Linked DNA regions of Homo sapiens: region 2 is linked to region 1. A link is a loop called in an ENCODE intact Hi-C map of the cell type or tissue named here. Cell type or tissue: mammary epithelial cell. All regions are shown on one strand.

Region 1 (2,500 bases):
GCCTCCCAAAGTGCTGGGACTACAGGCATGAGCCACTGGGCCCAGCCCTGTATAGTTTCTACTTCACTTGAAATGTTGATGTAAGTGCCACAGATCTTAGGGACCACCACACAGACTCTTCCCTGTTTGGCTAAGAGAAAATCTAAGGCAATTAAATTATCTATTACTACTTGAGCCAGGGAATTCAGAGACTTTGTTGGGCTGGAAGGCTTTGTGCAGTATCTCCAGCTACCTGTTCAATAGTGGCAGATAGTTTTGAATGTGCTGGTCAAGTTTTGAATTAGACTCCTTCAGTTTTGAATTAATCTCATTTAAGGAGGTTATCTGAGATTCCTGTGTTTAGAACTCTCATAATACCACTTAAAAATGGTCTCCCATGGGAGGATTCCTTGAGTCCAGGAATTTGAGACGAGCCTGGGCAACATGGTAAAACCCTGTTTCTACAAAAAAATTAAAAATTGAAAATAAATTAGCAGGGTGTGCCGGTGCATGACTGTAGTCCCAGCTACTTGGGTGGCAAAGGTGGGAGGATGGCTTGAGCCCAGGAGGTCGAGGCTGCAGTGAGCCGTGATTGTACACAACGCTCTAGTCCCCGTGACAGAGTGAGACCCTGTCACACACACACACACACACACACACACACACACACAAAAGGGCCTCCCATTGCTTCTCAGAGGTCTAGAACTCTCTCTGTTCTCATTGTGCCTACTAATAAACGAATTGAGGCATGTCAAACGTTCTGTCAAAAGATCTCCATTTTGGCATATAAAGCTTTTAATTGTTCCAGGTTAGCTTTTTCTAGGATCCCAAATATTCACAAGACTTTTTCTCATAATTCCGAAACATGTAACTTCCTGATGGCAGCTGGTCAGGGACTGTCTGTCCCCTTAGAACCTAGGTTCCCCATAACAGCATTTACTTAAAGACGTCCCTGCGAGTGCCACTAGAGGGCAAGCATCCTCACCAAACCTGATGGGCCGGATGAGTCAGGCTGAACTGCCCCCAACCTCCCCCACTAGAAACCCAACACAGCAAAGATAGCCCTTGCAGGGTCTGGATGGAGAGGATCAGAGAAAAAAAATGAAGTCTCTGAAATGTCAACCTAAAACCAGGAGATCTTAGATCAGGGAGAGCTTACCCACCTTCCTCCCAAAGCTGTCAGGGAGACAACTGAGCTGTCAATGGCTCCACCAGCCACCAGTGCATTCACTCACGCTGCGGGGAGCCTGGGCTGCTCTGTGGATCCTACTCTTGTCTTCAATTATATTGGCTTAAAATCACAAGATCTTTACATTTAGAAAGGAGAGCTTTCTTTCTTTCTTTTCTTTTTTCTTTTCCTTTTTTTTCTTTCTTTCTTTTTTTTTTTTCAGACACAGTTTCACTCTATCGCCCAGGTTGGAGTGCAGTGGCACGATCTCACTGCAACCTCCGCCTGCTGGGTTGAAGCGATTCTCATGCCTCAGCCTCCCGAGTAGCTGGAATTACAGGTGCCCACCACCATGCCTTGCTAATTTTTGTATATTTAGTAGAGACAGAGTTTCACCATGTTGACCAGGCTGGTTTCAAATTCTAGACCTCAAGCAATCCGCCCGCCTTGGCCTCCCAAAGTGCTGTGATTACAGGTGTGAGCCACCTCGCCCAGCCTAGGAGAGCTTTATTTCTTATGATGTGCAGGCTGGGAAGTGGAGTGAGGGTAGAACAAGGGTTTTATGCTAAAAGAGTTGGCTAAACATACATATTTAATAGGTTTTAGGAGAATCTATGAATATTTGTGATAGTTGCACACATGTGTACTAAGCAAACATACATATTACATATGTCCCATATTCCCTTTGGAGTGGAGACATTAAAATGCAGTTGATACCGGGTGCAGTGGCTCATGCCTGTAATCCCAGCACTTCAGGAGGCTGAGGCGGGTGGATCACCTGAGGTCAGGAGTTCGAGACCAGCCTGGCCAATATGGTGAAACCCCATCTCTACTAAAAATACAAAAATTAGCCGGGCATGGTGGCAGGCGCTTGTAGTCCCAGCTACTCAGGAGGCTGAGGCAGGAGAATCCCTTGAACCCAAGAGGCGGAGGTTGCACTGAGCAGAGATCGCGCCGCTGTACTCCAGCCTGGGAAACAGAGTGAGACTCCATCTCAAAAAAAAAAAAAAAAAATGCAGTCAAATTTGCCTCTGTATGTCAAAAGGGGAAACACAGGACCCAAGCACTTTGTGTGCTGCCTCTGTAAACCAGCCAGAACTGGTCCATGGTTGGGAGTCATTGATCAGCCAGGAATGTTTTGTAAGCTGATCAGCTGTCATGTCAAAATCAGGTAAGGAAAGGGAATCTGGCAGTTGGTTGAAATCGAAATCAGTGAAGGAGTCTCCTGTTCTTGGTTTTCCAGGGCTGGTTTCTGTTTAGCTCTTGGGAAAGAAGCCTGGTAACGGTTCGTGAGGAAGCTATCATCACGGCCAGGAAACTTGGATTTTAAAGTTTTTCCGGGGTCTCTTTGGC
Region 2 (2,500 bases), 390 kb after region 1:
TTAGTAGAGACAGGGTTTCACCATATTGGCCAGGCTGGTCTTGAACTCCTGACCTCGGATCCACCCGCCTCAGCCTCCCAAAGTGCTGGGATTACAGGTGTGAGCCACCACACCCGGACCTGTCAACTATTCTTTGAGGACTGGGCACCAGGTCCTTGTGAAGCAGGTAGAGTGTGTCACCTATTGGACAAATGCCTCACAACCCTATAAGACATGCTGTTGTTGTTGAAGTGCTTGATTTACAGACAGGGAAACTGAGGCTAAAGAAGGTTGACGAACCTCATGTCTAAGACTGCAGACTGGGTGAGTCAGGATTTGAACCCACACCCACGTTTTCACTTTGTCTGTGCGGGAAGGGTATCTGGGCTGTGAGGGGGAGGAGGGTGTCCTTCTCATACCAGCAAATAGCTCCGGTGGCCCTGGGTGGACTCCTTGGCCATCAGGGTCTCCACCAGCACCTCGTACAGCTCATCCAAAGGCTCTGTGTGGACAGCCTCGTGCTGGGGGCAGACAGAGTGAGAGCTTGTTTGCTTTCGTTCTAATCTGTAAAAATGGCCAGATGATTTTCACCAAGTTTGGAGGGGAGATATGGGATAGAATGGTGTAATACCGGCCAGCTGCCATATAAAATATTCACTTCGTTGGGCGTGGTGGTGTGTGCCGAATAGTCCCAGCTACTCTAGAGGCTGACATGGGAGGACTGCTTGAGCCCAGGAGTTCAAGGACAGCCTGGGCAAGAGACCTTGTCTCTAAAAAAAAAATTCACTTGGTAGGGAAACCTGGATGGGAGGGCCTTCAAAGAGAGGTGTTGAAAGTGTAGGGTTGGGTGTAGTCTAGGGCAGGAGACAAGGATTCTGTGAGAGCTGCCACATGACCATGACAGAGAGGAGGAAAACAAAAGGTGCTTTTAAGTGAGCCCAGGCAGAACTGTGAGGGCGGCCCATGCTGCAGGCTGTGGCTGTCAGCAGGCTGCTTCTCCACGGCTGGCCCCATCCTAAGATTCACAGGGCAGCAGCAGGGTACACTGGGTGACTGCTGCCCTCTCCTGGTGGCACAGGGCAGACCTACTGGTGACCACAGATGCACCCTTTTGGGGAGGACTAGGGAGAAAGAAGGTATTGGAGAAGCAGGGGATTGTTTATTTGCTAAAAGTGTGGCCCTTTCACACAGAAGATCTGCTACTGCCTACTGAGGAATGGCCTCTCGACATCCTTATGTCAAACCCTGCATGTTCGGGCTCATCTTTAAAATCCATCCTAGGCCAGGTGTGGTGGCTCATGCCTGTAATCCCAGCATATTGGGAGGCCGAGGCAGGCGGATCACCTGAGGTCAGGAGTTTGAGACCAGCCTGGCCAACATGGTGAAACTCTGTCTCTACTAAAAATAAAAAAATTAGCCAGGCATGGTGGCATGTGCCTATAGTTTCAGCTTCTTAGGAGGCTAGGCACGAGACTTGCTGGGACCCAGGAGGCAGAGGTTTCAGGGAGCCAAGACTGTGCCATGGTAATCCAGCCTGGGCAACACAGTGAGACTCTGTCTCAAAAAAATAAATAAGTAAAAAATAAAATCCATCCTGTATCAGTCAGGAAAGAGCTCATTCCAGCAGGATCAATGCAGAGAATTCACCAGCGGAAGTAGTTCCAAAGGTATGGCAAGAGCTAAACCTTCCAACAGGGGCCCGTGGGGCAACCCAGAGATGGACAAGAGCAGGAAACTCCAAACCCTTCGGCGGGCAGGACAGAGGGTGTGAGTGAGGGTTCCAGTGCTGTGGGCTGGACCAGCCTGGTAGGAATGAGAATCCATATGCTAGGAGCTGGGGCCCCAGAGAAGCAGCTGCTGCGGAAACCCCAGGAGGCAGAGTGAGGGAGAGACGCTGGCCTTCCCTTCTTCCCGCCCTGCACTGTCTCCCATGGGTCACACGCGGCTGCAGCCAGTTGCCTGGGGAGGCCCCTGCCATACTGGGGTTTGCAAAGCAGGCCCAGGGCCTGGGAAGGATGAGGTCTGCAGCACGCAGGTGGCTATGCTGTCCTGCTACTGGGCGGACACTGCCCATAACTGACCTTTTTGATGAGTTCTGAGAGAAAGCACCGGGCATACTTGACTGACGGCGGGTGCTTCACACACACAGGATGCTTCACAGTCTACTGCAAGGGACAGAACATTGGTTGCTCGAGAGCCCGTCTTAAGTCGCCTATGAGCCTCAAGCCAACATGGCAGAGGGCAAACTCCAGGCTACCGGATCCCTCAGCAAAGATGCAGATGGACACAGCGTTCTGGCCCCATGCATCTGAAGTTTGTCTTAAGCTATAAGCCGTTTCCTAAAAATGCTTCCACTGCAGTGGCACAGGCTATGGCAGCATTTCTAATGCCCATTCTGAGCAGGAACACAGGGCACGTGGGCCCAAACCACCTCCCTCCCAGGGGAGCCAGTGTGAACCAGCGTTTGCAGTAAAGACAGTCGCCAACTGTCTGGCTCTATGGAAGAGGAGGGAAGGCCCAC

Evidence for each region. Hi-C counts contacts between places; a loop is a spot of excess contacts. Peaks named below come from ENCODE experiments on the same cell type or tissue, not always from the same donor. Only the 100,000 strongest peaks of a DNase experiment are listed, where the experiment ranks them.
Region 2: it touches region 1 in a loop (10-fold over the local background); 1 of 110 quality-filtered maps calls a loop at or near these places.

What each region holds. Positions count from the first base shown.
Region 1 is chr11:72,182,067-72,184,566 of GRCh38, reverse strand. All of the region lies in intron 2 of FOLR1-AS1 (FOLR1 antisense RNA 1), which reads left to right. Among named protein-coding and RNA genes, the nearest start is that of FOLR1, 8.8 kb to the left of the region's middle. In mammary epithelial cell, a CTCF peak has its summit at 955 (motif pointing right); no DNase peak of the experiment used is centred here.
Region 2 is chr11:71,791,380-71,793,879 of GRCh38, reverse strand. It overlaps the pseudogene FAM86C1P. Among named protein-coding and RNA genes, the nearest start is that of DEFB108B, 41 kb to the left of the region's middle. In mammary epithelial cell, a CTCF peak has its summit at 1,077 (motif pointing left); a DNase peak (open chromatin) is centred at 830; H3K27ac peaks cover 861 bases.